4 separate regions of the Mus musculus genome follow, and regions 1, 3 and 4 are each linked to region 2. The links are chromatin loops, found by intact Hi-C in ENCODE. Cell type or tissue: heart. All regions are shown on one strand. Region 1 holds the start of 2410006H16Rik (RIKEN cDNA 2410006H16 gene). Region 2 holds the start of Pigl (phosphatidylinositol glycan anchor biosynthesis, class L). Region 3 holds the start of Ubb (ubiquitin B). Region 4 holds the start of Cenpv (centromere protein V).

Region 1 (8,000 bases), 150 kb before region 2:
TCTTCAGGATGCTGGGTTGACTTTGTTAATGACATAGACGTAGAACCCAACAGTAATGTCACAACCAACGAATTGCAGGCAGGATTCGAGGCAGTTGAATCTCGCGTTTGAGTTTTACCCTTCAGTTTCCAAGGAACAAAATGAATTCATCTCCCAGCTTCAAGAGGGCCCAAGGGGAGCTGCCTGTGACTTTTGAGCTGACAGTGTAAACACACTCTTGCAGCAAGTCGAACTGTCCTCAGTGTAAGAGACACGGGGCTTGCTTGGAACCAGTAGCTCACCAATGGGTGTGGTAGGTTGGGGGCACACCTACCACCAGGCCGAGTGGTCTGGGCTCCAGAACAAGGCCAGGGGCAGCAGATGGCAGGGAGAGGGAGAAGCTGAGAGCATCGATCCTCCAGCAGCTGTTGCTCCAGAAGCCCTCTCACCAACCTGCTGTCTTCAACTCTTGGAGGCAAGACAGATGTAGCTCAGGCCAAGTGATTAACAATGACAGCATTTCCTATAGGTGGCATTGTTGAACAACTTTGTTTAGTGTTCCTCATAACCCTATGATGTTGGTAGGTCCATATTTTTTTTAGGCAAGTGAAGCACAGACTGTAATTAACTAGGTAGAGTACAGGGTAGAAAACAAAGGAGTTAAGAGGGAACTGCAGGCATCATATAAAAACATAGGCTTGAAGAGTCACTGGAATGGCAGCCTCCAAGACCACGCTCTGCCTACTCTGCTCAGCTTGAAGCAGACACTGGGGATTCACAACCAAACAGGACCCCCCCCCCCCATCTCTCCATGGTGATAACCACTACTGCCTCCAGTAAAGACCTGCCTGGCTTGCTTAACCTGCTGGTTCCTTTTCTTTCAGCCTTAAGGCCCTCCTATCTGGGAATCCTCCAGACAACATGGTGGATCTGTCAGGCATTCCACTGACTTCAAGGGACCTCGAGCGAGTGACCAGCTACCTTCAGCGCTGTGGAGAACAGGTGGACAGCGTGGAGCTGGGCTTCACAGGCCTCACAGATGACATGGTTCTGCAGCTACTGCCAGCTCTCAGTACCCTGCCTCGTCTTACCACACTTGCCCTCAATGGCAACCGACTGACCCGGGCTCTGCTGAGGGACCTCACTGACACCCTGAAGGACCCCAGCAAATTCCCCAATGTCACATGGATTGACCTGGGCAACAATGTGGACATCTTCTCACTACCCCAGCCCTTTCTGCTCAGCCTCCGGAAGCGCTCTCCAAAACAGGGCCACCTACCAACCATCCTTGAGCTGGGTGAGGGGCCAGGTACTGGGGAAGAAGCCAGGGAAGGTACCGATCAGCAGGACCCTATAGGGAGTCCTGTGACACCTGCCAGGGGCCAGGAAAGTACAGAGTGTGTGATTCAGACATGACATCACAATAGGGGTCCTAACCAGTGAGTCCTTTCTGGACAGCCAAGACAGGTCAGGGTCCCTCTGATCAGGAGATGGTCTGGCCAGCCCTACCCAACTCTCACTAGGATGAGATCAGAGTACTAACCAGTTTGTCCTCAAACCCGACTCCCAGTACTTGCTCAAGGGGCTCGGATGTTTCCATTCAGCTGTCCTCCTAGACCAGTGCATCTGGACCAGAAGTTCTTTATTGGGCCCACTTACAATTTAGGCACAGGCACCTACTCTAAGACTCTAGGAGCATCTGCCTACTTCCCAAGGCCTTCTTAAAGGCAGTAAGTTTCAGAATACCAAGTGTGGAAAATCCAGTTTAAGCTGCAGACCTTTTAGGCAATCTTATCTATATAGGGCCTAGCTCCCTTATCCACCAACCAGCACAACTTTTTCTACCAGGTCCTCCCATAATCTAGTCCCTGTATTGGCTTTTCAAAAACTCACCTCTAGAACCAGTCCTACTTAGCAAAGAGGGAAAACTGGGTGTTCCTAACACCCTTAAACACTCCTAGTCCCCAACTCAAGCCCAAGAGAACTGTTCTGAATTAAGTGGTCAAAGTCTGAACTCATGGGGTTATGGGGAAGAACAGCCTTACAGGCCAGGTAAGCAAACAAGATGGCGTCTTTGCATGGCACTGCAGCCAAGAACAGGGATTGAGTGTGGGTGCCTTAAATGCTTTGGAATCTTTGCCCAAGTCCAGCTGTGCAAACAGCTGAGACTGCCCAGAAGTTTACAGTGCTGAAGCTGGACTGCCTAACACCTGACACTCTACTCTAATACATGTTTTCAAGGACCAATACGGACTGTGCTTTATTAGAGTGCTTTGATGGTTAGCTGTACACACAACTTAATTCATCCAAAACACTGGCAATCTGGTTTATAAACAAATGTTTATTTTTAAAAGGCATAGAAGATCCTGTGGTACAGACAGGATTACCAAATGTGCCCACCCAGAACAAAATTGGCAGACATGTCACTTAGGATATTTGCTTTCAGGCCGGCTGGAGACTCCTCTGGGAATATAGCCTGCAAAAGAGCTGAATTTCAGAATCACTCCTGCCTGGATCAATGGCATTTAGAACATTTAATGATATCTTCAGAAAACCATAGGCTCACCACTACCAATCTGCCGGTAATTCCAGCTATTTTAGGTGATATCATCATTTGATATCTCTCAGAGTAATAACAGATAGTCACTGTACAGACCAACTCACCTCTGCTGCTGCCAGCACAGATCTGCAGTCCTGCGTCCGTTCTGAGAACTTGAAAGGGGACACCCTAAAATGGATTGCAGAAAACAGGACATTATATATAACAGCCTTGCAAAATCAATGGCTGCCCTCCCACCCTGGCTTTTCTCTTTTGGATTTCTTTGTAGCCCTGGCTCACTACTGTAGACGAGGCTGGCCTGAACTCTGCCTGCCTCTTCTCAAGAAAGCTACAGTTCTTAACACATCCTAGACCTAAAAGGGAAGTATTTTTCAAATTACTAAAATACATTTACAACTAGCCAAACCAGCCCAACTGGGTTCAATTGTAAGACCACATTAACTGAAAATTTTAAGACCCAAGTTAATGGACTAGAAGGTCTAAGTTCTTAGAAGACCAGGTTTGACTGCCAGCACTAATTGTGGCTCACAACCACCTAAGTCCGGTGCCATTTTTTTCTAGCATCAAGACAGCAAACACACACAAAAATGGCTCTATAGGGGGCTGGAGATGGCTCTGTGGTTAAGAGCACCGACTGCTCTTCGGAAGGTCCGGAGTTCAAATCCCAGCAACCACATGGTGGCTCACAACCATCCGTAATGAGATCTGATGCCCTCTTCTGGTGCATCTGAAAACAGCTACAGCGTACTTAGATATGATAAATCTTAAAAAAAAAATGGCTCTACAGTAAGAGCTGTGCACTGTTGCCTTACTTAACCACCCCCATCAGCTACAACCAGTATTGAGTACAGGCAAAACTGATGCTCATACATGAACACTCTAGCTCAAATCAAAACGGTCTAAAATCCCAAGCTGAAAGCTTACCTCATGGGAGGCCACAGCTGTTGGCAATCTTCCACTCTTAAATCCCCAACCTAGAAGTACAGCAGTTGTTAAAAGTCCAGCCCAAGTTAAACCTAAACCCCAGCCACCGGTGTGGGCTTGACTGCAGTCAGCCAGGAGCAGTTATCGTCAGTTATCGACTCTGACGGCACTTCCTACTTAGTCATCTCATCACAGCAGTCAAGCTTTCTGCTGTCCTCCAACTAGTAGTTCCAGCCACTAAATGGAGACACGTCTTAAATTTATGTATGTGCCCACATGGGCCAGGGTATGTTGGGAGTCCCTGGAGCGAAAGCTACACAGCCTCTTGTCTATGAACCCCACCTGATACTCCAGAAACCCTTACCTCATGGTGGGATGATACTGCTCCTATTCCACGTTGTCAACGTCCCGTCTGAAAGGTTAGAAGAGTAAGAGTCATGAGGGGCAATTAGAACACTTGTGTTCAGCACTGGGTCGCCGAGGCTTAAACGACTGCAGTCAGCTAACTAGGGATGTCGTCAGTTGTCGCATCGGACGGCACTTCCTTTTTTTTCTAGTTTCATCATCATTGCAGCCGACACCCCGCCCACGCGCGGCGCCCCGCGATGCAGACCTCGACTTACCAGGCTCCCCTAGATCTGTGCAGCGCACAAGGCGGAGCTGAGAGGCTGGGCCCGGGCTCAGCATCGCTCCAGACCGTCACCAGCAGGCCACGGCGAAGGGACCAGCTCAACGAGCGAGAAGAGCACGATCCCATGATGGCCGCAGAGAAAGACGGCGCGTGAGCGCCCTCCTCTTAAGGGCTAGGAATAGACCACTCCTCACCCCAGGGAGGTGAGGGCGGCAAAGGCTCACGGGAACTTCCAGCGGCCCGCCTCGCGACCCAGGCCTCCCCCGTTCTGTTGAGCGAGTGGTCTCCCCCGCCCCGGGGGATTCTGGGTAGCGAAGAGCGCGCGAGCTCCAGCGCGCCTGCGTGTTGGGTTAAGCGCGGACTCGACATCCTTTCCGCGGTTTTCCGTCCTCGTTGTCTTCCCTGACTTATTAGTCCTTTGTGAACGTGTGTAGTGTGTGAAATGTGTAGTCAGACCTGACAGTGCAGGCCTGTAATCGTAATCGATTAGGAACCCGACGCAAGAATTCGAGTCCAGCCTGGGCAATTTAATGAGCCCCTGTCTCTATTTTAAATTTAAAAAAAAAAAAAAAAAAGCGGGCCTATATAATCTAACTGGGTGGTGGAGAGCCTGGCTCATCTACGCTAACACACACGAAACCGCGTTCAAAGACAAACGCTGTTACAAAAGTGTAATGATTGGGGCCGTTCTGCACCCCATTATTTTTACAACATATCCACGGAGTCTCTCAAGGCCCTATGCAGACGGCCCTCATCACATTCCTTAGAGAACTGTAGAATCAAGAAGAGCTCTTGATCCATTTCCATTGCCCCCTGCTCTTTCCACTTCTGACTGGAGAGACTTGCATCGGGCATAGGTAATAGAAAACTGCTAATGCTATGCCTTCAGTATATGAGTATGTTTGATTTTCTCAAGGGTTGGGGATGCAGTGTTTCCCTAGCAAACATGAAGTTCTGAGCTCCATCCCCAGCACCTCATAAACTGGACATTGTGACAAACTCCCAAGCTCTGGGTATGTGGAGGCAGCAGAATCAGAAGTTCAAGGTCATCTTCAGCTATGAGGTCAGCCTGGGATATGTGAACCTGAAGACTAGAGTAGGGTTCTTGTGAGTTCAAGACCAGCCTGGCCTACGGAATGAAATCCTGTCTCAAAACACCTCAGTGCAAAATCTGTTGAGCTAGTATATATGATATGCTGGGTTCTACCCAGCAACACACACATAAGTGCTTGCATGCACTTCTTATGCAAATAGGCTGAGGAGGCAACTCATTTTGACAGAACTAGACAGGTGGTCATGAGACTGCAATCTTGGTGGTCTGAGGAATAAACAGAATTTTGATGGAGGGAGGGAAGTCCAGGCCAAAACATTCTTAAAGGGAATAAGATAATTTCCCTTGGAGCCAAATATGCTTGACCATGGCCAGGAACACAAGATTCATGGGTCCCCAAATACCATGTTCTATATTGGAAGTGTCTTGGGTTTTTGTTTGCTTGGTTGGTTGGTTGGTTTTGGTTTGGTGCCGTTTTCGAGACAGGTGCTGTTTTCTGTGTAGCACTGGCGGTCCTGGAACTTGCTCTGTAGACTAGGCTGATCTTGAACCTGGAGATCTGCCTGCCTCTGCCTCTCGAGTGCTGGGATTACAGGCATGTGCCACCACCATTGCCTAACTTGTTACAGAACAAGGAAAGTCATTTGGTGGGGACCTCAATTGGCAAGTTACAGTAAAGATGAGGACTCTGTTGTAGGTTTCAGGTGCTGCCCAATGATGTTTTTAGCTTTTGAATGTGTGGAAATTAGTGGCCTGTCAAGAATAGTAATATAAGGTTTTCATAGTCACAAGGATGTTAACTCGGGGGCAAGGGATATGGATGGCTTCAAAGGGACCAAAAATAGTCCAAAATAATTTAGCTCTGGTTTGAACACTAATTTCAATCTTGAGTCATTTGGCCTTGAATCTTTAACAGAGGTGCAGCTCTCCCTTGCCCTCCCCCTTCTGGGAGTTTCAAGTTGCAGAAACATCTAGCAAACGCCAAGTCAAAGAGCCAAATATGAAGCCCTTCAGGCTTTGTGAATAATTAAGAAAAAGTACTAAGGACTTTTCATCAAACTCCCCTGAAAACAAAAGGAGTACAGGGTTGGGTGGGTCTGGAACTCATGGGCAAAAAAACAAAAAAAGAGCACAAGGCCGAGGATACTGCTCTCAGACCCAAAGAGTTCAGAGGTGGGCTTGCTTGTCTTATGTCAAGAAGGTCCTCTGGCTTTCCTGCAAAGAGTGGTAAAGAGAAGTGGGAAGCTGAAGCCCAGGTGAGTGAGAGCAACGATCCAGAGCTTCCAGAAGGAGACCGTGATCCTAGAGGTGGGACAGTGGCTTCATTTGTCTTGTGGAAGAGGACAGGAGTAGAATGAGGTGTGGCTGGTGAGGGTTTCTGAGCAGACTAGCCCCTGACCCAGGTTGGCTCTTAGAGACACATGCAAGTACGACCAGAGGCAACGTTCCAGTAATTTTTTTTTTTTTTTTTTTTTTTTTTTGGTTTTTCGAGACAGGGTTTCTCTTTATAGCTCTGGCTGTCCTGGAGCTCACTTTGTAGACCAGGCTGGCCTCGAACTCAGAAATCCACCTGCCTCTGCCTCCCAAGTGCTGGGATTAAAGGCATGCGCCACCACGCCCGGCCCAGTAACTTTTTAAAATAATACTTCTAGAAGACTTGGTTATGCAAAAAATATTTATATTTCCACCAAAATTCAGTAGCCTCGGGTGTGGCTGGCAAAATTCCCTACTCTACCCTGCCAGCCTGCTGCTGCCGCATCTGGACCGTCAGTGGGACTGGAGGACCTGAAGAGGCAGATGGTCTTCCTCTGAGGCACTGTTCTTCCCAGGTTTAGAGGTTGGGTTCTTTTTATAACCTGTAAATAGAACAAGGATCACTGTGACTTTGCCCTCCATGCATCCCCTGGAAGGAGGTGACAGGGAAACAGGAGGGCCACAGCCTTGAGAGCCCACCATGTTGTGGGTATAACAGCAAATCCTGGAACCTCACCTCCCTGCATCCCTCCTCCCAGAATCCCCTGACCCCTCCATGGACCACTCAGGGGTCTCCCCACAGAAACTCAAAGGTCCACAGATTTGACAGGCTCTGTCAGAAACCAGAGCCTCTGAGGCACACTGAGGAGCAGGGAAAACAAGTCAGGAAGCTCAAAGGAGAGAGGTGACCCTCCTTTGGGGTTGGGGGTGGATATGGATGGACACCCCGGGAAGATGAGAGCTCAGAGACACATAAAGAACAAAGAGTACTGCAGAGGGAATGGCTGTTGTGATGACAGAACTCTTGAGGAAGAACCTTGACAACAGCATGGGGATAGCGAAGATTATGGCCCTTCTGGAGCTGTGTAGCATAAGGCCTGTGAAGACCTTGGCGACATTATCCAGAAGGGAGTGGTACAGGCCTGAAGCAGAAAATTCTGTCTGAAGGTTGGGGTAGATGCTGAGACACCTTGTGGGCACAGAGGTGCAAGGGTAAGCAGATGCCTGAGAGGCCAAGGGTCAGCATCAGATAGGAGGAGTGGGCAGAGGGCCCACGTCTAGGTGTGAAGGTTAGAGTTACATGCACACTACCTGCTGGGATTGTTTCCAATCAAGCCAGTGTGGCTAGCTCATAGAAAGACTGGGATTTGGGTATGGAACACCTGGATCGCCGGGCGTGGTGGCGCACGCCTTTAATCCCAGCACTTGGGAGGCAGAGGCAGGTGGATTTCTGAGTTTGTGGTCAGCCTGGTCTACAAAATGAGTTCCAGGACAGCCAGGGCTATACAGAGAAACCCTGTCTCGAAAAACCAAAAAAAAAAAAAAAAACACCTGGACCAGATGAGCACCCAAATGACTCGCTATCCTGGCGTTTTGTGAAG
Region 2 (8,000 bases):
TAGTTCACAACTGGCTATGACTCCTGTTCCAGGGAATCCAACACCCTCTTTTAGTCTTTGTGCACACCATGCATTCATGTGCTACACATACATGCATACAAGCAAAGCACTAATACATAAAATGTAAATTAAAAAAAGAAAAGAAAAGAAGGTACTCTTTCCTTGTTTGGAGCCTCTCCACTCTCAGGAGTTTTTTTTTTTTTTTTCTTTAATAAATCTACATTAATTCTGTTTAAAAACCAGAAATAATTCTCCCAAATTCAGCCAATTTTATAAATCAATCCTGATGATTTCTGTTTAAGATCAGTTATTAAAAAAAGAAAGCCGGGCGTGGTGGCGAACACCTTTAATCTCAGCACTCAGGAGGCAGAGGCAGGCGGATTTCTGTGTTCGAGGCCAGCCTGGTCTACAAAGCCAGTTCCAGGACAGCCAGGGCTATACACAGAGAGAAACCCTGTCTCGAAAAACCAAACCAAACCAAACCAAACCAAACCAAACCAACCAAACACCCGAAGAAGCTGGGCAGTGGTGGCGCATGCCTTTAATCCCAGCACTTGTGAGGCAGAGGCAGGGAGATTTCTGAGTTCTCGGCCAGCCTGGTCTACAGAGTGAGTTCTAGGACAGCCAGGGCTATACAGAGAAACCCTGTTTAGAAAAACAAAAAAACAAAACAACAACAACAAAAACACCCCTGGCCCCCCAAAAGAGAACAACACAACAACCACATGGGAAAAAAGGTCCTGAGCAATTTTGAAAATCAGCTTTATTGAGGTATACTTTGCTATAAAATTCACCCACTGTATGTATACACTTCACATTGTCCAGTCATCACCATATTTAGGGTATCCTGGTTTTCTCGTTTGTTTTTGTCTGTATCATTATTCAAGTCTCATTTTTGAAGAATTCTTTTAATAATAGCTGGGTACAGATGAACTCTAAAATTATCTATAAATGTATTTCTATTTGTCTGAAGTTAAACAAAAAATCTCCCAATTTGACACATGAATCTTTGTAGCAGAAAATGGGTTTCAAAGCAGCAGGAAGGTCTTTTGCTATTATTAGGAAAGAAAGTTGGTGGGCTGAGCAGACACCATACAGCTCAAATTGTCTGGTGCATGATTTTATTTGATCCTTTTGCAAATAGACGGTTCCTCAGGATAACAGGTCAGGCACAGCGGCTCACGCCTGGGATGCTAGATTACAGTGAGACTGTCTTTATAAAAAACCCAAAACATCCAGTACAGTCGCAGTTCCCAAAGGAACATGAAGGTACTGAACGGAACCAATGATGAACAACCACTTTTCTGCTCCTCGATTTGGCTAGGATGGAATTCGCTCGGGGTTCCCTAACCTATCTGGGAAGTCGGCTGTTTCTGTCCCCAGACTGACCAGCACAGAGAAAGTAGCTACCTACGACAGAAAACCTTTCCGGAAGAAGTTAACTAAGATCGGTTAGTTCCCTAACCCAGCGACCCTCCTACAGTCTCCTACCTGAGGAGAAGCAGAGCAGGGACACCTGCTGCTCCAGGCGTGCCAAGCCTAGCATGGTGGGAGCAAAGAACATGGCTTCATCGTCCGGGTGCGCGATCACTACAAGGGCCCGGCTTCCGGCTCCCGGCAGGCCCGCCTGCTCCGGAGACCTCATTCGTTCCGCTGAGTTCCAAACCCGGAGGAAGCCCCAAGTCAGGACAGCCACGGCCACACACAAGAAACCCACCAATTCCATGCCGGGTAAGTGGCACTGCGCCTGCGCAGGAAGGCAGGCTGCGGGTGGACTCGGGTTCCCTGCGGGAAAACGGAACCGGCTGAAACTGCGTTCCGTGGGTCAGAGTGCGGCGGCGGCTGGAGACCAAGATTCGTGGTCTAGCGTGGAAACTTCCACCCATACTGCCCCGTCTCCTCGGTGGCGGAATCCTCTATCTGCTCCAGTTTCAGAGCTCAGCCGCACTTTGCGGTCTTAAGTGTCTTTCTTACCGTTCAGTGTGCTTAAAAGGAAGGAAGCATTTTTAGAGTTATTTTGAGATCGCGTCTCTCTCTGCGTGTTCCCCTAAACTCACTATATGCAGACCATGCGAGTTTGCAATGATTCCCATTCCTTTGCCTCCTGAGCTGGGATTTCAGGCGTGTCAGCACGCCGGCCAAAAGGGAAGCATTCTAAAACAAACGTCAGCATTCTCCTTTCAACTCGTTTTATGACTTCAAACTTTGTATAAAACAGCCCGTTATCCGGAATAAAAGTTTTTCCGAAGCGGGTCACCGTTTGTTCTTTCTCAGATGGCGGCTTTGCAAGAGGAAAAAGTAAGCGGCTAAGAGGAAATGTCATTTCACTCGAAGGGTGAGGTCGGCAGGCCCCTTAAGTTTTCTTAAGAGGCAGAGATTAAGGAGCCACGCCGTGGAGGAGGCCTCGCCCGCCATGCCGAGGAACACTCGGTGTGAAATTAACGTGCGTCCCAGCCACGTGGGCTGAGGTTTCTCTTTGGCGGCGAGGGGACGGGGTAGCCGCTTTGGCGGCGCGCAGGGGTCGCAAGGCTAACCTCGCGCCGGGCTCCCGGTCCTTTCCCACGCCTGAGGGGAAGGCCCCGGGCGCGCGGGAGTGGCAGGCTCGCGGGGACGCTCCAGGCCGAGGACGCGATGGCTGCCACGGCGGCGGCGGGTCGGGCCGGAGGCAGCGCTGCCGGGGCGGGCATGAGTGCGAGGGACAACTTGAAAAGAACCGGCGCGGCGTCCGCGACCCAGGAAGCGAGGCCGAGGTAAGAGCCGCACTCCGTTCTCCCGGGGAGGGAGTCGTCTCCCCAACCCTCCGGAAGGAGGAGGAGCCCAAGTCTGAGCCGCCTCAGCGCGGCCGCCCGGCCTGAGGGGGAGGGAGTGGGGTTGAGGCAAGATGGCGGCTAAGGTGGCGAAGCTGCGGCGGCGGCGGCTGGAGTGAGCGCCCAGCTCGCCGCGCTGCCGAGCGAGGGCCGGGCGGAGGGCCGCGCGCCGGGGCCGCGCCCCGGTCGTCCGGCCGTGGGGCGCGCCGGCTCTCACTCCGCCAGCTCCCGGTGAGTAGGCTCGGCGCCTGCAGCCCCGGCCTCCGGGCCCTGCTCGCCCGGGAGCTTCCTCGGGCTCCCAGGGCGCCAGCTTCGGATCAGCCAGGCCAGGGGCGTCGCGGAGGACGCAGGGTTAGGGCCCGTCCAAACCGCAGGTCTTTTCCTCTCCCTCCCCCAGGGGCGAGTCGGGTGCGGTGGGGAGTTCAGGCTAGACGAGTGGAGGCTCCTGGAGTTTGGAGGAAGAATGGCCTTAGGCGGGCGGACATCAGCCCGAGGTATCTGTCCATTTGGGAAGGGGCGTGCGGTGCCACCGCGGGATCAGCGAAGGGGATGCGAGGATGGAGGGCCTCGGGTGGGGCCGGCGCAGGTGACCGTCCTAGGCCCACTCTGAGGGAGAGTTGGTGGCTGTTTGACTAGTATGGAAGGGGTTAAGGAGGGTGACAGCGATGGACAAGTGTGAAGAGCAAACTAGTTCACCTTTCTAACTGGCCCACTTGAGGTATAATGGCGAAGGGTTGGTAGTGGTGCAGCTGCGAAGAGCAGCACCCTCTGCCTTCTGCCGTTTGTTATTGGTGTTTTCTTGTGCCAAGTGGGAGATTGCACCCCCCCCTTTTTTTTTTTTTTTTTTTTTTTGGGAGACAACGACGACCGGAATTTGAGAAAGTACTTGAGAAAGCAACCTTAACGGAAAGGATACTGCGTTCTTAGAATTAGTGTGGACCAAGAATAGTCATGCAAAGAAGTGGATGGTAATAAGTGATGTTTGTGGAAAGTATTTTTGCCTAAGAAATGCCAGGTTGTATCTGCCACAGTGCCTGTTCAACATTGAAGAGTAGCGTTATGGGTAATTTTAATCTTTGAGTCTAGTATATTCACCTGCACCAGATTTGCTTGCTATCCTAATTATATCCTGTTGTATTGAAATGTACATTCCTTGTGTGCACCCTGGTGAGAGAATTGGTGGGAGCCTAAACATGGCTGTATACAAAGAGCAACAGGCCTGGGATGTAAAACTGCCCTACACACAGTCATTCATATGTTCAGGGTATCTTGATTAATACTTGATGATGATTCTCATTCACAAGGATAGTATCTGGTGGATAAATGAAGAGCTGATGTTTTAAATTAATTAATTTTGTTTGCTTGAGACCATTTACGCCTATAGCACTTGCTGGCCTGGAACTCCCTTTGTCACTGCCTATGTGGTAATGCTTGTACCTGCCATACTTTATTTAATTTTTAATAGTTTGGGGAGATGTTTTAATATTTCTCCATGTCCCCCATTTAATATATTAAAATTTAACATACATTTACTGGATGAGACAGTTCATATTTGTCTGGGCTCAAGCTCTGACTTACTTAGATATGTGTAAAAGTTACAGAAGAAATAAAGCTAAGTAACTAGATAAAAATCTTACATTCTCATTCTATTACAGCCCAGAGGTTGAATCAGCTTTAATTTCAGCAGTCCAGAGGCAGAGGCAGGTAGATCTTTGTGATTTCAAGGCCAGGCTGATCTACTGAGTGAGTTCTAGAACAGCCAGGGCTAGACAGAGAAACTTTGTTGTGTCAAAAACCAAAAGAAAAAAAAAAAAAGAAAAAAGAAAAGAAAACTCCAGTGGTTGTTTAGTTTATTTTAATATTTATAGCTTCCAGTTGCTTTGTCTTAAGTGCACCTGTTAATGAAAATCAAACCGTATGTGTGTTCTAATATCTAGAAAGTGATTACTTGCCATACCAAAACACTTCTTATCTTTTAGCAAAAGCTTACTGTATGTTGTAATACTCCTCCTGGGAAACTGTAATACTATGAATTGTAATTCTCTCTGCAATTAACTGGCATTTAGAACATGTTAAACTTTTCTGTGTTTTAGTTTTCTTATCTATAAAATTAGGAAAACTCTTTTCACAGGTTTTGTTCTTGTGAGTCTACTCTGAGTAAGTAGTTATGAAACTGGAATGGGGCTACAGCCCATTTGGTAGAGAGCTTAGGTAGTGTGCACCCAGCCCCAGATTTGATTCCCAACACCACATAAAAGCAGACACATGTCCACTCAGGAGTTGGAGGCAGGAGGATTAGAAGTTCAAGATTGTCTACAGCTATATATTGAGTTTGAGGCCAATCTGGGATATTCATGACCTTCTTTCAAAAAAATTATGAAAATGCTTTAAACAGGTTAAAAGGATTATGCTTCTGTGAGAGTAATGCTTTATCTGCAAATCTCACGGTGCAGTTAGAAGAATAAGTATTCACATTACAACTCATCAGAATATACCTGTTGCTCATGTATTTATATAGCTATGATTCTGTCCTATAAATTTTAAAAAAGATTATATTGCCTGGCATGGTAATCTTAACATTATGTATGTACAGATCTCTGTGAGTTTGAGGCAAGATTGGTCTACATAGTGAGTTTTAGGCCAGAAAAGGTTTAAGCAGTGAGATTGTGTCTCAAGAAAGAGGAAGAAAAAGGAGTATATATATATATATATATATATATTTTTTTTTTTTTTTAAAGATTTATTTTATATATGTGAGTACACTGTCACTGTCTTCAGAACACACCAGAAGAGAGCGTCGGATCCCATTACAGATGGTTGTGAGCCACCATGTGGTTGCTGGGAATTGAATTCAGGATCTCTGGAAGAGCAGTCAGTCAGTCCTCTTAACCACTGAGCCATCCGGTCCAGCTGGTAATATATAATTTTAACTGTGTCTCTTGTATTTTTTTTTTAATTAGGTATTTTCCTCATTTACATTTTCAATGCTATCCCAAAGGTCCCCCATACCCACCCCCCCCACTCCCCTACCCACCCACTCCCCCTTTTTGGCCCTGGCGTTCCCCTGTACTGGGGCATATAAAGTTTGCAAGTCCAATGGGCCTCTCTTTGCAGTGATGGCTTACTAGGCCATCTTTTGGTGTCTCTTGTATTAAAGAAAATAAACTTGGGACTGGATAGATGATTGCATGGTTAAGAGCACTTTTGTTTGCAGGTGATCCAGGCTTGGTTCCCAGCACCTATATGGCAGCTCACTGCTGTCTGTAACCCCACTTCTAGGGATCTGATGTTCTTGTCCTCCAAGGCACACATGTGATGCGCATATATATACACACATGTAGGCAAACAGTTATTACACATAAAATAAAAATGAACAAATACATAGTGAACTCAAAGTGTTGGACTGTCTGCAAGATGAAGAAAAAGAAAATGCAGGAAGTTAACCTCTTTGGATTTAATTGGATTGTAGTTTGTTCTGGACCAGGCAAATTCAGGTCACTCCAGTTTTTATAGCATTGAAGATTTACTCATGCATTTATTTACTCATTTTTGTGACATAATGAATTTTTTGTCATTGTCACTTGTTTTAGAAATCAAAGGCCTTTGTTTAGGCCAGAGATTGATGGAGGTGAATATCATGCTATTACTTTTTAGATCTCTCCTTTCCCCTCCTCTGTTTTATTATTCATTTTTAATTATATCTTTTAATCTATTTTAGTTGTATTTTCATATTTTTATTGGTCCTGGAAATGGTACTGTTCTTATGCATTTAGTTACCCCCATCTTTTTTTTTTTTTTAACTATTTAAAAATACATTTATGCTGGGTGGTGGTGGTGCATGCCTTTAATTCCAGCACTTTGGAGGCAGAGACAAGTGGATCTCTGTGAGTTTGAAGCCAGCCTGGTTTATGAAGGGAGCTAAGGCTACACAGAGAAAATCAAACATTTGTTTGTTTATTGCGAGTGTGTATGTTCCATGGCAGGTCTGGGAAGTGAAGGGCAGCTTTCAGGAGTCGTTTGAGCACCTGGTTGGCAGCCTTGATGCAGGGGTTTTTATCTACTAAGTCATCTTACCATCTCTGTTACTAACTTGAGATGGTCTATGTTGTCCAGGCTGACTGCCTAGAACTGAGCTCAGTCGATTCTTATGTCACAGCTACTTAGCTGAAAGTACAGGTGGGCACTGTAGCGCCTGGCTTCATCTGTTCTTTTGTTCACACATATTTTATTAGACCATGGTGTAAAAGCAAGTAATAAAGGCTGATCAGAAGTGCTCTGAACAGACTTATTTAAAGATCAGAGACGTGTATATTTTCAGTTATTTAGTTGTTGTAGCTAGTATGAAGTACTTTTTATGTTAAATGCTATAAAGGCAAAAATAAGAGCTTTTAGTTTAAATTTTTTTTTTTTTAGTTTTAAATGAATTATAGATACAAGTAACTCCGTAGTCAGAGTAATTGATATTTTGTTCTTGTATTTGAGGATACAAAAAGTAATTTTAATGGTTAAGAGGGGGTTTCTTTCTCTATCAGGCCTCCTTAGGAATGTTGAAAAACTATGAAAACCACTGCAGCATAGCAGCAGCTACGTGGATCACCTGGTTTTATTTTGGTATTTTTGTGGTCTTGTTTATTTTTTTCCTTGAACATTTACCATATTTCTGAGCCATTTTTGCTACCCCAGGAACTCCTGTGGTCAGAAAGTTACTTGGATAACATTCATCTCAACACTTGGGAGGCAGAGGCAGGTGGATTTCTGAGTTCGAGGCCAGCCTGGTCTACAGAGTGAGTTCCAGGACAGCCAGGGCTATATAGAGAAACCCTGTCTCGAAAAACAAAAACCAACCAACCAACCAACCAAACAAACAAAAAACCATAAAGAAAAGAAAGAAGGAAGGAAGGCAGGAAGGAAGGAAGGAAGGAAGGCAAGCAAGCTACTTGTGTAGTCTTCAGATACAACCTGTGTCCTCTACCCACTTGCCTTTGAAAGTCAGAGACATGGCAAGCACACTGATGTGTGCCTGTGTAGTTCTTCAGTTTAATACCTTATTGTTGTTAACTTTTAGCTGTGATCTCAAAAACAAATTAAATTGGTTAAAATAAATTGTTTACAATTTGTAATTTGTAGAATCCTAGAGTGTATAGCCATATATAGATGTAGTTTTGCTTTATATTTGAATATTTTGAGGGTATG
Region 3 (8,000 bases), 94 kb before region 2:
GGGGTGGAGGATCCAATAGAGGGCTGGTGAGACAGCACAGATTATACTGCTTGCCTTAAAACTACACCACTTGGGTTTGATCCCCGGTATGCATGTTACACTCAGTAAATGAGAACATAGATGGTCTCCCATCACCTTTAAAATTCAAGTTGGTTTACTGCTGAAATGCATACTCATATACAGAAAGGAGCTCACACAGCAGGCTAGCGTTTAACAATTATTGAGATTGTAATCTCATTTCCATTTCTCCTGGAGACTGCCATGGAATTCAATGTAGACTAGGGTAGTCCTGCTTCTGCTTCCCCCCAGTGCTGACACTAAGGGCCTGTTTTTTTAGTGCAGTCCTGGGATTGAATGCTGGAATTTCTTTTACTCTACAAACCTGTATCTCCAGATGAAAAAGTACCAGCTACAAATGCATTTTAAAAATCTTAGGCCGGGCGTGGTGGCGCACATCTTTAATCCCAGCACTCAGGAGGCAGAGTCAGGTGAATTTCTGAGTTCTAGGCCAGCCTGGTCTGCAAAGTGAGTTCCAGGACAGCCAGAGCTACACAGAGAAACCCTGAAACTCGAAAAAACCAAAAAACCTTAGGACATTAACTACAACTGAATAATCTGGCAAGTTCCAGTTCTTGGCGAACCTCTATGTCTTTTAAATCACATTTCAAAATGATAGCTAAAGCTGGGAAATCATGTGTCTCAGTTGTAGACCAGAGGCACATAGGGTCCATACTGCTGAAAATTTTGGGGATTGAAGGGACACAAACCTTCCAATGACAGGTGTTCACTGTAATAGCTTTTAATTTTCTTTTCTATTACTTACCATTTCTCCAAGTAGGTGGTTTTCTTCCTAAAGAATTATCACAACCAGCATTAAGAAATCCAACCTGCTGGTATCTTACCCAAGCAATCATATGCAAATCAGTGTGACCTAGAGACCCCCCAAACCACCAATTTAAAAAAGTACTTAAATAAGCAAAGTTACAAAGGCTGTATGGCAAGCCCCACCCCTTCTGTGGCAAACTGACATTAAGGCTTTGCCATTAACTAAACAAAATTGCGATGTCATACAAGTATAAGCTGTAAATGATGCATATTTTAGTCAAGACCAATCTTTAGTTAAATCATGCCCAAAATAATCAGTTAAGAGCCCCCACCACCCAAGCCACCACAGAATTTCACAAGTGACACCATATATGCTTACCATGCAACAAAACCTTTATTAACATTTTTTAACAGAGGTTCAGCTATTATTGAAACTTGTAATTTCTAAACTTAAATTGGGGCAAGTGGCTAGAGTGCAGAGTAATGCCATCACTGCCCACTGGGAATGCAGACCGAATAATTAATAGCCACCCCTCAGACGGAGGACCAGGTGCAGGGTCGACTCTTTCTGGATGTTGTAATCAGAGAGAGTGCGGCCATCTTCTAGCTGCTTGCCGGCAAAGATCAGCCTCTGCTGGTCAGGGGGGATGCCCTCTTTATCCTGGATCTTGGCCTTCACATTCTCGATGGTGTCACTGGGCTCCACCTCCAAGGTGATGGTCTTGCCGGTCAGGGTCTTCACGAAGATCTGCATGCCACCTCTCAGGCGAAGGACCAGGTGCAGGGTTGACTCCTTCTGGATGTTGTAATCAGAGAGGGTGCGGCCATCTTCCAGCTGCTTGCCGGCAAAGATCAGCCTCTGCTGGTCAGGGGGGATGCCCTCTTTATCCTGGATCTTGGCCTTCACGTTCTCGATGGTGTCACTGGGCTCCACCTCCAGGGTGATGGTCTTGCCAGTCAGGGTCTTCACGAAGATCTGCATGCCACCCCTCAGACGGAGGACCAGGTGCAGGGTTGACTCTTTCTGGATGTTGTAATCAGAGAGGGTGCGGCCATCTTCCAGCTGCTTGCCGGCAAAGATCAGCCTCTGCTGGTCAGGGGGGATGCCCTCTTTATCCTGGATCTTGGCCTTCACGTTCTCGATGGTGTCACTGGGCTCCACCTCCAGGGTGATGGTCTTGCCGGTCAGGGTCTTCACGAAGATCTGCATGCCACCTCTCAGGCGAAGGACCAGGTGCAGGGTTGACTCCTTCTGGATGTTGTAATCAGAGAGGGTGCGGCCATCTTCCAGCTGCTTGCCGGCAAAGATCAGCCTCTGCTGGTCAGGGGGGATGCCCTCTTTATCCTGGATCTTGGCCTTCACGTTCTCGATGGTGTCACTGGGCTCCACCTCTAGGGTGATGGTCTTGCCGGTCAGGGTCTTCACGAAGATCTGCATTTTGACCTTGAATTTAAAAGGTAAAAATTTAAAAGCCTACTAAAATCTTCGATTCCCTACAAAATACTTCTACTCAAAACTCCTCCCCTTTTTGTCATAACATAAAACCTGTTTTGTCATGGTTTCAAACTGCTAAACCTTTCCAAAACACTAAACTGGCATTTGGAACATTCATCAACTGCGGGGCATCCAAGTTCGCTAACAATAGACATGATAAATTGAAAATAAAAAATATCCAGACCAGAAGCCATCGATAAAAATTCAAGTAATAAACAATGCCCGAGTGAGAAGTACCTCTTTTCTGCCTCCCCCCACTGAAATAACCACGATGGACTCTCCATCGGTTAAGCGTCCGTTAAGCTCCCTGGCGCGCGCGCCAGGGCCGCCCCCGCTCCGCGCACGCGACCAAGGCCCACTCTTCCCGGAAGGCCCGTTGCCGCGTCACGTCACCTCGCTCCCCTCCCCCACCCCAAGAAAAAAAAGGCCCGCTTAGCACCACGTAAGCCCCCTCTCTAAATCCTCCCATGATTCAAACGCCGTAGACAAATACCTGTTAACAAATGTGATGAAAGCACAAACCGCCCAGCGCGTCGAAACACCCTCACAGAAAGACCGCCGAACCGGACAAAGCCTCTCGTCACTGAGCTCAGTGGCCGCGCGAGCCGCTATTTATGCAGCGTCTGTTGCGTGACTGCTCACTCCTACGTAGCTGTTGTCTTCCTGCGCCACCGAAAGTAGTTCCGCGGGCCCCCACCTCCCCCAGACCAATTAGGCGTTTTTGCCGAGCTCCCGATTCTTCAGAACCAAAGAAAAGAGTACTACCAAACGAGAGACACTGTATTCCCGGCGTCTCGTCTCCTCTCGTGCAAAAAATTGAAAAAATCATCACGCGGATGAATCCAAGTTAAAGGGCCCTCCCTCGAAAGCTCTGGAAACCTCCTTGCGGCGCCAGCGCTGATTGGTGAGGAGTCAAAGATGAGGCCGACGCTGATTGGTGGAGGTCGCGGGCCGCTCGATTGTTGCTGGGCTCGGTTCTCGGGCAGTTTAACGTCGACGTTGCTAAGTAACCGAGTGCGCATGTGCGGGCGCTCGCCTTAGCGAAATACTGATGTTTCCTGCTTGAGGTGGGGGAGGGGCGTCTTCTCTTCCCGCGTCCGGAACCCCGCGTCCCGAGTTCCCCGTGGTTCTCTCGCACCCATCGCTCGGCGGCTTTACGCCACAGGGTGAATTGCGACCTCACCCTGCTCCCCCTGGCTGGACTCTAGCTTCGCCCAGGCCCCCTCCAGTATGAGCATTGATGCTTCCGTAGCCAGTGTTTTTAGTTGTTTTGTCTTGTGGCTTAGCCGCCCACGGGCCCAGATGTGGGTGGGAGTGGGGTGGCTGCCGGGCTGGAAGCTGAGGATTTAGCCAGAGACCCAGCCCAGAGCCCGGCCGGACTTACAGATTCTCTCCCTCCCCAGCAATCTACAAACAAAGGAAGGAAAGAGGAGAAATGCCTATTAGACTCAGTACCCGGGGTTCACCCACCTCTCCCATTGGGATGTCTATTGTGCAAAGGAAGGGAAGGGGCCCGTTAATCCTAGAACCTCAACCTCAGGACTAGGTTCTGAGGTTTTGGGTGTGGTTGCTTTTCCCTCATCGAGATCAACAAGGAAGGAGCAGAACTGCTCGGATTGCTTTGTCATGCGGAGTCACGAGGATGGCCATGTAAACAGTTTTGTTTGCATAGGCTACCGGCTTCCGTACAGTAAGAAGTCTAGCTACGCTAACAGATTAAACTTCACTCTGTAAAGGTTTACGAGTTATTACCATATTACTGAAGGAAACGTTAGGAACATAGCTGGTTTGCCTAGCATGAACCAAAAGCTCCAGTTTGATTCCCCAGCCCAAAGTCTGCTTTCTAGAATAAAGAGCAGGTAGAATTTTATTTGAAGTGAATTGAAATTCAGAAAATGTCTCCTTTGCATAGTATTTTATTTTTATTAGGAAGCATGAGTCGGACCTTGTTTCAACAAGCAGAGTATGTCTGAGTCAGACATTTTGAGGCACAGACTCAGCCAGAGTGCTGATCTTATGATTGATGCGATGACTTCATTGGGGTAAGTTCCAGCAATTGCCAGACGGGTTATTGCTTCCTAGTTTGTTTTGTTTTCAAAGTAGATCGTTTGGTGACTTCAACCCAGTAATAATATTTCAAAAGAATGGCATCTGGACAAGATAGATTTTTTTTTCCGTAGCATAGTTTTTGTTGCTTGTGCTGTGTTCACCCCTAGCCCCACCCCTTGGAGACTGGCCATCACTCTGTAGCCCTGGTTGGCCTGGGATGACTATGTAAATCAAGAGCTCACAAGAGATTCTCTTGGTTCTGTCTTCCGAGTGTTGGAATTAAAGACACGGACCATCGTGCCCAGCATGATGTAAACAGATTTTTTTAAAAAGTATTTTATATCTGAGTGTTTTCCTTGTATGTATGTCTATATAGTACCTGTGTATCTGGTACCTGAGGAGCTCAGGAGGGTACCAGATACCCTAGAACTATACAGACTGCTGAGTACTTGTGTGGCTGCTTGGGAATCGAGCAGCTAGTGCTCTTAACTGCTCCAGCCCTCTATAAACAGATTTAAAAAAAAAAAAAGACAGTATAAATTTTGAGATTAGAAGTTTATTGAGTTAGTTCAACAATGTTTCTCCAATTAAAAAGGAACTGTTTTCCATTTTTGTTCACAATAGAAAAAAAAATTGTGTCATCTTTAGGCCCTAAAACACATGAATACACCTGTGTGTGTGTGTATGTGTATTGCTCTGTAGACCAGGCTGGCCTCCCATCTCAGAGATCCCCCCTGCCTCTGCCTCCTGCCTCCAGAGTGTGGAAACTAAATGCGTGTGAGAAATATGTATTGACTGGACAGCAGTGACACAGTGACACATGCCTTTAATCCAGAACTAGGGAGGCAGAGGAAGGGGATCTCTGAGCTCGAGGATAGCCAGGAATACATCCTGCCTCAAACACAAAAATAAGGAAGAAAGGAAGGAAAAGGAAAAGACTTATTTATTGAAATAGGGTCTCATGTAGATCAGGCTGGCCTTGAACTCAATTATATAGCCCAGGATGACCTCACACTCATGATCTTCCTGCCTCTGCCTCCTAAGTGCTGGAATTGCAGGTGTGTACCACCATAACTGTACTGGCAGGAAAGAGACACTTGTATTCTGAGACACGTATGTCCTTCCATTAGGGCTATCAGGCCTCTCACACAGTAGACCCCAAGGAATTAGAATTTACTGAGGAATCTCACACTAAGAGAAGAAAAAGGCTTAAAATCCTGGATCTTGCCTTATAGGAATTTCTCTCTCAGGTAGAGATTTCACCCGGGTCTGACAACTTGTCAGACCACATTGAAGGAGAAACTGGAGTCCTGACAGTGAGGACTGTGGAGGCCACACTTCCATCACAACTGCTTAGTTATGCACATAACCAACTGTCTTATACTTAAATATTTTCTCATTTAAAAAAATTATTTATTATTATACATAAATTCACTGTAGCTGACTTCAGACACACCAAAAGAGGGCGTCAGATCTCATTATGGGTGGTTGTGAGCCACCATGTGGTTGCTGGGATTTGAACCCAGGGCCTTTGGAAGAGCAGTCAGTGCCCTTACCTGCTGAGCCATCTCACCAGCCCATTTTCTCATTTTTAATTATGTGTCTCTGTGTGCATACATGCATGTGGACACAGGTGTCTGCAGTGGCCAGAAGAGGGTGTTGGATACCCCTGAAGCTGTAGTTACCCTGGAACTGTAGTTACCCCTAAACCTGTAGTTATAGGTGGTTATGAGCAGCTGCCTGATGAGGGTGCTGGGAACCAAACTCAGGTTCACTGCAAGAGCGTCAAATGCTCTTAACAGTTGAGCTGTGTCTACAGCCCCTTTATTTAAATCTAAACCTCATGTTGGCTCTTTGAAGATAGACTTGAGGGGAAGGCACTGTATGTCTTTATTTGTTCCTCGTTCCAGTGGCACCACATTGGGTAAATCTCCCTTTTCTCTTTTTCATTATTACTTGTCTGATTGGCCTATTGAAGACCGGTGGTCACGCCTAACTAATTAGGGCTGCCAGGGCCCAGGCTCTGACTGTAACTTTTCAGGTCTGTGGTGATATTTAAAATATAATATTAAGGGGCAAGAGAGATGTCTCAGGAATTGGGCCCTTACTACTCTTGCAGAGGACTTCAGTTTGGTTCCCTGCACCCCATATCAGGTAGTACCCTCCCTCTGTGTGGGCACCTGTGTGCACTGGTCTATGTAGCTATTTGTTTAACATAGTTAGGAGACAGAATTTATTATAAGTCAGAAATTTTAAAAGATGTATAGTCAGGCACTCATGCCTGTGAATCCCAGCACCTGCAGAGCTGGGGCAGAAGGGTTGCTAAGAGTTTGAGGGCAGCCTAAACAACATAGTGAATTCTAGGCTACCCTAAAACTACAAAACATGCCCCTGTCTCAAAAAATAAACAAACAAAAGAATGTCTAAAGATGTAACTCAGTTGGTACAGTGCTTGCCTGGTAGGCCCCAAAGAATCCTCAGCATATAAACTGTGCTGAGACCATCCTCAGCCACATAGGACAGAGGGTCGGAAACTGCAGGTCAGTCTGGCTACCTAGTGAGTCTAAGGGCAGACTGGGATGCAGCAGACTGGGATGCAGCAGAGTGTCTCGAAAAATTTAAAAGGTAAAAATTGTTTATATTGAGTACCGAAATGAACATAGAACAAAATTCCATAATATCGGGGGGGGGGATTGTTTGTTTGTTTTTGTTTTTGTTTTGAGGTCTCACTATATAGCCCTGGCTAGCCTAGAACTCAATATGTAGACTATCCTGGCCTTGACCTCATAGAGATTCATCTTCCACCACCAAGGCCCAAGAATGTTAGGAGCTCTTGCTTCTTTCACAGAGAACTAGAATTCAATTCAGTTCCTAACACTTACACGGGTGGCTTATACCAGTTCTAGGGAATCTGTCACCCTCTTCTAGCTTCTGCAAGCACCCACACGTATGTGTATAGACAAACACATAAAATTTTAAGGTAAACACTTTTTCTTTCAGTTGTGGTAAGATACAGTATACAGGGCTGGTGAGATGGCTCAGTGGGTAAGAGCACCCGACTGCTCTTCCAAAGGTTCGGAGTTCAAATCCCAGCAACCACATGGTGGCTCACAACCATCTGTAACGAGATCTGACTCCCTCTTCTGGGGTGTCTGAAGACAGCTACAGTGTACTTGCATATAATAAGTAAATAAATCTTTAAAAAAATTAAAAAACAAAAACAAAAAACAGTATACATAAAAATGACCATTCCAAGCATATTGTTTTCACGAAGTAGTTTCACTCTGTTGTCCAGGTAGGCACACAGACCTGAGCTCACAGTCTTGCCTCAGCCTCCCCTTACTGGGATTACAGGAGTTCAACTTCATGCTTCCGTTTTTCCTTCCTTTTTATTTTTTGGAAAATTTTAAAATTACATTTATTTGTGTGTGTGTGTGTGTGTGTGTGTGTGTGTGGAAAATTTTAAAATTACATTTATTTGTGTGTGTGTGTGTGTGTGTGTGTGTGGAAAATTTTAAAATTACATTTATTTGTGTGTGTGTGTGTGTGTGTGTGTGTGTGTGGAAAATTTTAAAATTACATTTATTTGTGTGTGTGTGTGTGTGTGTGTGTGTGGAAAATTTTAAAATTA
Region 4 (8,000 bases), 83 kb before region 2:
TTTCGTTACAAATGGTCATGAGCCACCATGTGGTTGCTGGGATTTGAACTCAGGACCTTCATAAGAACAGTCAGTGCTCTTAACTGCGGAGCCCTCTCTCCAGCCCCGACAAAAAATTTTTATGTGAAATTTGCATAAGCAAGTCTTTTCTTCAGCCCAGGCTGGCCTTGAACTCACTCCATAGCCAAGGACGACTTTGAACTTCTGCTCCTTCAGCCTCTACCTCCAGACTGCTGAGATTATAAGCAAAATTATGCCCAGTTTTATAGGATGCATTGACATCAAGTATATAACTTTCTTAAGATATATGAGTACACTGTAGCTATCTTCAGACACACCAGAATAGGGCATCTGATCCCATTACAGATGGCTGTGAGCCACCATGTGGGAGCTGGGAATTGAACTCAGGACCTCTGGAAGCACACAGCCAGTGCTCTTAACCACTGAGCCATCTCTCTAGCCCCAAGTACAGAACTTTTAAGTCAAATGGTGGTGGCTCATTCCTTTAGGAGGCAGAGGCAGGTGGGACTCTCTGTGTTTGAAGCCAGTCTGGTTTACACAGAGAGCTACAGGGCAACCAGAGTTTCATAATGAAGCCCTGTCTCAAAACAAGAAAAACAAAAAACAGGAACCCTGAAGCCATTAAATAACTCCCCATTCCCTTTCCTTTAACCTCTAGTAACCTGTCTTTTGTTTGTTTATATATTTATTTATTTATTTTTGGTTTTTCGAGATAGGGTTTCTCTGTATAGCCCTGGCTGTCCTGGAACTCACTCTGTAGACCAGGCCACTGGGGATGGGCATTGAAGTTTCAAAAGCCTGGACCAGTCTCGTCTCTGTCTGCTGCTGCTTTTGAACCAGATGTGAACTCTGAGCTACTGCTCCAGTGCCACCTCTGCCTGCCTGCCACCATGCTCCCTGCTGTGAAGGTCATAGACTTGAACCTTCTGCAACTGTAAGCTCCCAATGAACTAGTATAAATTGTCCTGGTCATTGTGTCTTACCACACCAATAGAAAAGTAACTAAGACAATAAGTCTGTTGGGTATTTTCTTTCTTCTCGATTGATGTGAGAGGGCCCAGCCCATTGTGGGGAGTGCAGCCCTTGACAGATGGTCCTGGGTTGTATAAAAATAAAAAGCAACCCAAGAGAGTCATTCATCCATGGTCTCTGCTTCAGTTCCTAATTCCAGGTTCCTGCCTTGAATTCCTTCTCTGACTTCCCTCAATGATGGACTGTAAGCTGTAAGATGAAATAAACATTTTTCACCCCAAGTTTCTTTTGATCATGGTGTTTATCACAGCAAGAGAAAGCAGCCTAAGACATAAACCTGACTTTAAAAAATGGACTGTCTTTTAAAAACAATTTATTTTTAATTGTGTCTGTGGGTATGTGCATGCATGAGTGTAGGTGCCCAAGAAGTTGAGGAGACATCAGATCCTCAAGTTACAGTCAGTTGTGAGCTGCCCGAAGTATGTGTTGGGAACCCAGCTTTACAACAGCAGTACCGTACCAACTCTTTAGCCCCAAAAGGATTCCCAAACAGAAGCCATCCAAAAGTTCAGCAACCGAATGAAAAGGTAGCATTACTACAGGACAGAGAAATGCGAAACCGAAGGAAGTGATGTCATGGCACAGCCTCAGAAAAGCTAAGTGAAAAGACCAGCGGTGTGACTTCTGTGAGGTATGGAGCAACTGCAGACCTCATCCAGTGCTGGCAGAGCATAAAACCGGCCGGCCAGCTTAAAACCTTCATAGTTCCTTAAAAAGAATGATGCTCGCTAGGCATGGTGGCACATGCCTGTAGTCCTAGCATCTGTGACAGGTAGAGGCAGGAGGATTGTTGAATAAGACAACACTGACTACATAAGACTTGGTCACAACACAGTCTTAACCTGTGAACCAGAAATTCCACTTTGAATGTTTGGAGAGAAACTGATCTACCAAAAGACTTGGGTAAAAATGTAAAAGTGAATACAAGCTTTATCACATTTGTACAAATTAGAAACAAAAGTAGTTAAGAGAATAAATGTAAGGGGACTAGGGGCTAGCCTGCCACACACACATGAAGCCCTGAGTTAGGATTCCTAGCACCCATATAAAAGTGGACACTGGGGTCACAAGTCTGTAGCCCCACCCACTGTGGAGCTGCTAGGGAAAGTCATCTCCTTGAGTTCAGTGACCCTCCAGTGTAGGCAGAGTGTGAGCTCCCGTTTCAGTGAGGAACCCTCCCTCAGGATGAAGGTGGAGAACCATGAAGACACCCATCATTGAACTCTGACATACACTTGCAACACACACACACACACACACACAAAATAAACGGTGATATATTCTTATGTAAATTTTCTCCCCCACTGCTGTGCCAGTCAGGACAGAAACTGATTCAGAAGCCATGAAGGAAGAACACTGCTTACAGGCTTGCTCAGCCTGCTCTCATAGAGTGAGTCCAGGACCACCTGCCCAGGGGTGATGGTGATCAATAATGAATCAAGGAAATGACCTACAGACTTACCCACTAATTTGATGGAGGCATTTTTTTTTCAGTTAAGGTTCCCTCTCTGATGACCCTTGTTTGTGTTGCATTAACAAAAGCCAATCCGCATAGATCATATTGACATCAATAAATTATATATGTACATATATGTATATATGTGTGTATATATAATATCAATTATTTCCAAAATGTTGAACAGTATTAGATTTAACAATGTACATGCTATTTTTGAAATGACATTCAAAGATAGGCTAAAGTAGTGTGGTAGATCACACCTGTGATTCTAGCACTTGGGAGGTTGAGGCTGGAGAATAGGTACAGGTTTGAAGCCAGCCTTAGCTACTTAGTGAGTCTAGGACTAGACTAGGCTAAAGAATGAAGCCCTGACTCAAACAAGCCCGGCAGCCAAGTAAAGGTGCCTGTCACCAGACAGCTTGTTTGGTGCAAGAAGAGAACTCATGGTGTAGACTGTCTTCTGCTCCCCATGCACCCGCATACTTCGCTCTCCTCCTGAATAAAGATTTTTAAAACTGTAATGTGTATCAGGAGGTGGAGGCAGGCAGATCACAGTGAGCTAAGATAAACCTGAGCCTTATTCGTGAGTTCCAGGCCAGCCAGGGCTACACGGTTAGACCTTGTCTCTAAATACACAAAACAGGCGAAAGTAAGTCACAGTGAGAAAAAGCCAAAACAAAACAGTGGTCACTTCTGCTTGCTTTTTGGAGATAGTCTAGATGTGGCTAGGATATGCCACATCTGAATTGGTGCATGCAAATCTGTACATTTAAGATACGGGCACAAAGGAAACACCAAAACAAATTATGCATCTAGGAAGTTTCAATTATTGAGAACTTTGTGTTAAAACTTAATGAGGATTTATGAATTAATCAAGCTGTATTTGGGAAAACCCATATTTTCATCATTAAAGATAATAAATGGACTCTATATTGTAATAAAATCAACAAAAACAGAACTAAGTTGAAAAATGAAAAATGCACCAAAAACGAGTAAAAGAAAACGTTTCTTTAAAAGTGTGAGAACAACTGAAAGGGTTTGGAGACTATCTGGGATACCGCAGTGGATGGTTCTTGGGATTTTTGTCTTTAAACGTCAATACGGTATTCTGCAAAAGCTTATGAATGGAATGTAATCCTGGATCCATTTACTTAAAATTGAAAACAAAATCTAGGGCTGGGAATGTGGCTCAGTGCAAGAGTGCTTTCTCAAAGCTGTGGGTCCTATTCTCAGTTCTGCAAAACCACCAAAAAACCTGTTGACCATTGATCAAACTGACTCCAGCTGTCATTTATGCTTCCAGTAGCAGATATCCGACAATTTACATACTACGTTAGCTCACATTAGGTACATGATGGCCTCTGCCAAGTTGGTAGTGTTACCACCTTGGAAACCACGAAGTCACCCAAGCGTGCCAGCTCTGATGTGGCCGTGAATTTATGAACTGAGGCCTGACCCAGGTCCCCAGTTAGAAATGTGTGGTTGGAGTCAGTGGAGGCTGGAAGCTCCTTCGCTGATCAAACGGGCACCGCTACCTGCAAGCGCAGGTGCAGGCGCGGTCTCGTTAGACCCTCAGCGCTCGGCCGGCCCCACGGCCAGGGTCTCTTAGTTGGGTCCCTAGCTCGCGTGTTCCGGAGCGCCGCGCACCACCCCCGGGGCCTTCAGGTTGTCGGAGGCGGGGACGCGCATCGGCCGGCGGGAGCGCGCAGAGCCGAGAGGCCTGCGAGCCCGGCTGAGGGAGACATGCGGCGGACTCGCAGTGCCGTGGCCACCGGCCCGCGGGAGCAGCGGCGCTCGGGGGCCACCGGGGGCTTGAGCGGCGGCGAAAGCCGCGCGCAGCGCTCCCGGAGCAGGACTAGGGCCGGGGCCGGGGGCGGGGGCGGGGCGGTCGGTCCGCAGCCGTCGGCAAAGCCGCGGCCCAAGCCACCGCCGCGGGCCCAGGAGGCGGCCGCCGAGGAGCCACCGCCGGCGGTCACCCCCGCCGCCTCGGTGTCGGCGCTCGACCTGGGGGAGCAGCGGGAGCGCTGGGAGACGTTCCAGAAGCGGCAACGGCTCAGCTTCGAGGGCGCCGCCAAGCTGCTGCTGGACACCTTGTGAGTGTGTCGGGGGCGGCGGGCCGGCACACGCGAGGTGCGCACGGGCGGCGGGACCCGAGGGCTGAGTGCTGAGCCGTTGGCGGGCTGCTCCGGACGGTGTCGGGCTGAGTGCGCGGAAGGGCCCCTCAGGGTGAAAAAACAGACATCCCCCGGCTTGCCAGCTACCAAGACCGTTTTACCCGTTTTTGCACGTGCTTTCGGGGAGTGGGCGGGAGGAAAGGTCGAAGTGGAGAATTTAGTGACCCGAGGAGCGAAGGCCGGTTGTTCTAATCAGTTCCCCGGAGGGAGGGTGCAGGGTGCGGTTATTGATCTCGGAGGGAAAGGCGCGCAAAGCGTTGTCCAGGACGGGCGCTTGCAGGGGGAATGGGGAGTTAAGGTGTTATGTTCTCATCCCCGGTCCGGGCTGGCAGCTCCCCCAGTCTGTGCTTCTGAAGTGCTTCCAGCTTCTTTGGTGGCCTAAGGAGCAGATCTGAGGTCCGTTATTGGGGAAAAGAGCTGATGACTACTCTGGCCAGATGCCTGCTCTTTGGCAAATGTAATGTGAACCCCTTCCTCCTTTACCCATTGTGCTCCGAGAAAAACCCAGTACCCTTGTCTTATAGCCCTCACTCGCAGATGAATTAAAAAGAACAATAAAAGACAAAGAAAACTAACGTTAACCCAACAATTGTTTAACAACCTGAACTACTTTTCATAACAACAAGATGCTCTTTTGTCTTTGTCCCAGAATTAGTTCTCTTGGTTTTGGTGGATCCTCTAAGAACTGGAGTATTTAGTTAGCTTTCTATCTGTTTCGTTTATTCAATTTTATCCCCTTGGGCTATAAATTGAATGCTTTAAAACATTAAAACAAAAATCAGTTAAAACTTAAAAAAAATGAAATATAACACGGAGTACCTGTTGTGTACTAGCTACTGGGAGATCTAAATGATACTATATAAAACTCAGTAGAGCTGGGCACAGTAGCACATGCCGACAATCCTAGCATTCAGGAGGCCGAGGCGGAGGAGTACAGTGATTTCAAGTGCAGCCTGGGCTACAGAGATAGATCCTTTCTCCGAAGAGAAAGAGAAAGAGAGAAAGGAAAACAGAAGCAAGCCAGCGAGAAGGAGGTCCACGTGTGTAAGCCCAGCACTTGGAAGGTGGAGGCAGGAAGATCTACAAGTTCAAGGTCATCCTTGACCACATAGTTAATTTGAGGCCAGCTTGAGCTGCACTGACACCCTGTCTCAAAAGGAAACAAAAAAGCCCCCCACACACACACACAAAGCAAAAATTTTTAGGTAATATTTTCCCCTAAAACAAAATGGTAATGATCTTTAAAAAAGATACTAAAAATATTGGCAGGAAAAGAGGCATTTCACTCACCAGAATAGCGTGCTGTATGCTTGCTTACATCCACTCTATGGTCTTTTAAGCTAACTTTTATACAAAGAAAACGTATGTTAAATACACTAACATTTGGTTCCAATATCGCAAAAAATTGGAGGAATGGATAGCAAATACGGGCTCTCTAAGTGGGATGATCACAGGGGTGGAGGGTTCTCAATGTGTTATTAAACTGTTTGGCTTTTTTTTTTTTTTTTTTTTTTTTTTTTTTACAATAAACATTGTATATAGAAGAAGAAAATGAGATGTTAACTTGTTAGAGAAACCTGGGCGAGCTTTCAGTTTTGCCTCTAGTCAGATGGCAAATTGAAGCGGCTATTTGCTGTTTTTCCCTGTGGTGGTTAATCAGAAGTCACAGCGAAACATTGTCTCGTTTATTTCTGGCCAGAATATTTAGTCTTTTGGGGAAGGGGCTTCAGGATGTCCACTGAATCTTACTGTTGAGTTATGGGGCTGGCTCCAACTGTATACAGTTGTGTGAAAAGCCATGGATTTGGGAAGCGTGAGGAGAGTGAGTGGAGTTAGAGGAGCCTTTGTTGCCCCGCAGAAGGCAACTTGGCGACCTGTCTTACTTTTTCATAGCCACTTGTTACCATCTTTATTACAATCAAAACTGAATATTATTTGGCCTGTTTGCCTAGTGGCTGCTTAAGGCTGGTAAAGTTTTTATCTTGGTCCTAAGCTTGTAATTGAAAGAAAGAAAGAAAGAAAGAAAGAAAGAAAGAAAGAAAGAAAACTAATTAGTTGACATATAAATAAAAATGTTGGGAGTGGGAGCAAATGTGCCAGACTTCTCTCATAGCCTCATATTTACTGAATTCTGGGTATATTTTATTTTGCAGTCATAAAATTCAAGACAGTTCCCAGTGAAAATACTGAACCTCTTTTATGAGATGCACCTGGTTGTCATATATATATATATATATATATATATATATGACATATATATATGTCATATATATATATATATATGAATGAGCCTGGCTTTATTTTAAGAACAAAAAGTCAGCGTGAAGGAGCCAGGCCATAAAACCCCTGCTTGTCTCTTAGAAATTTTTATGCTCTAGTTTTTATTTCATTTAGTGAGTACCAGGGCCTGGTGAAGCACACAGGAGGCTGCCACTGTGGAGCAGTTCGTTTTGAAGTTTGGGCTTCAGCAGACTTACACATCTTTGACTGCAAGTGAGTATTTTATCTTCTCAAATTGGCTTAGAAGAGTTGAAGAGCAAAATAGGCCATGTTTCAGACCAATGTGGGGAGTCGGGGTCTGGATGAGACAGTGTTGGCCATGAGCTGATAACTGTTACATCAGGTACCGAGGACACAAGGGTTCATTGTTCTCTTCTTTGCCATGTGTACAACTAGAAATTTTCAGTGATAACTAAAAAAAAAAAAAAAAAGTGTTATATGTAATTCTTTTACTGTGTGCGTAGATCAGAGGACAACTTGTGGGATGGAGTCACTAGGCTGGTGGTAGGTACTTTTACCTGCCAAGTCTTCTCACTGGATATTTTTTTTTTAGAGTGGGAGAAGGCTAAACATTCTGAGTTATTCAGAGTAACACCCTCAGTTTGTGTGTTCGGGAGCCCGTGTGTGTGTGTACCACAGAGTTGTACAGCAGCGCAGTTCAGGAGACAGAAAGCAGGGATTCCAGGGCTGTGGCTTATAGGCTCGTGCCTCCTACTGATCCCACTGACTTAGGGGTGATTAGCAGAGGTGGATCAGGCTGCCAGTAATTCCCGGTTGGGTTACTGGGAATCCCACCTTGAGTGGAATCTTCTTAGGAGTCTGTCAGTGAAACTACATGGAAGTAATCGGGTGGAGTGTATTTGCACCTGGAAGCTTTTTGTGTGCTGGATCTCTCTCTGTCCTTGGCATGAGGCCCATGGTACCACCACCAACAGTGGAAGGCTTGCTTCTTGGATTATTTATTTGCTTTATGTATGAGTACACTGTAGCTGTCTTCACACACACCAGGAGATGGCATCATATCCCATTACAGA

Evidence for each region. Peaks named below come from ENCODE experiments on the same cell type or tissue, not always from the same donor. Only the 100,000 strongest peaks of a DNase experiment are listed, where the experiment ranks them.
Region 1: it touches region 2 in a loop (2.5-fold over the local background); 2 of 42 quality-filtered maps call a loop at or near these places.
Region 3: a loop joins it to region 2, with 7 times the contacts of the local background. A loop is called at or near these places in 14 of 42 quality-filtered maps.
Region 4: it touches region 2 in a loop (2.1-fold over the local background); 12 of 42 quality-filtered maps call a loop at or near these places.

Annotation. Positions count from the first base shown.
Region 1 is chr11:62,599,110-62,607,109 of GRCm38, reverse strand. It overlaps Trpv2 (transient receptor potential cation channel, subfamily V, member 2), which reads right to left. Exons shown (of 15, transcript NM_001382489.1): 15 at 6,807-7,001. The coding sequence ends at 6,913. Lrrc75a (leucine rich repeat containing 75A) reads left to right here. Exons shown (of 4, transcript NM_198861.1): 4 at 864-2,226. The coding sequence ends at 1,395. 2410006H16Rik (RIKEN cDNA 2410006H16 gene) reads right to left here and starts at 4,233. Exons shown (of 5, transcript NR_030738.1): 1 at 4,087-4,233; 2 at 3,828-3,875; 3 at 3,464-3,513; 4 at 2,644-2,707; 5 at 2,304-2,455. Snord49b (small nucleolar RNA, C/D box 49B) reads right to left here and starts at 4,024; the gene lies at 3,962-4,024. It also overlaps Snord49a and Snord65. In heart, CTCF peaks have their summits at 3,256 (motif pointing left) and 4,254; a DNase peak (open chromatin) is centred at 4,319; H3K4me3 peaks cover 4,321 bases; H3K27ac peaks cover 3,499 bases.
Region 2 is chr11:62,452,186-62,460,185 of GRCm38, reverse strand. Pigl (phosphatidylinositol glycan anchor biosynthesis, class L) reads right to left here and starts at 1,745. Exons shown (of 7, transcript NM_001039536.4): 1 at 1,492-1,745. The coding sequence starts at 1,726. It also overlaps a transcript of Ncor1 not described here. In heart, a CTCF peak has its summit at 3,557; DNase peaks (open chromatin) are centred at 1,705, 2,815 and 3,255; H3K4me3 peaks cover 3,986 bases; H3K27ac peaks cover 3,672 bases.
Region 3 is chr11:62,546,409-62,554,408 of GRCm38, reverse strand. Ubb (ubiquitin B) reads right to left here and starts at 3,238. Exons shown (of 2, transcript NM_011664.4): 1 at 2,814-3,238; 2 at 1,196-2,269. The coding sequence starts at 2,263. The coding sequence ends at 1,346. In heart, no CTCF peak of the experiment used is centred here; DNase peaks (open chromatin) are centred at 2,928, 3,358, 3,908 and 4,548; H3K4me3 peaks cover 4,359 bases; H3K27ac peaks cover 2,653 bases.
Region 4 is chr11:62,535,461-62,543,460 of GRCm38, reverse strand. It overlaps Cenpv (centromere protein V), which reads left to right and starts at 4,200. Exons shown (of 5, transcript NM_028448.1): 1 at 4,200-4,605; 2 at 7,081-7,179. The coding sequence starts at 4,256. In heart, a CTCF peak has its summit at 4,582; DNase peaks (open chromatin) are centred at 4,230 and 4,730; H3K4me3 peaks cover 1,739 bases; H3K27ac peaks cover 1,393 bases; H3K27me3 peaks cover 1,991 bases.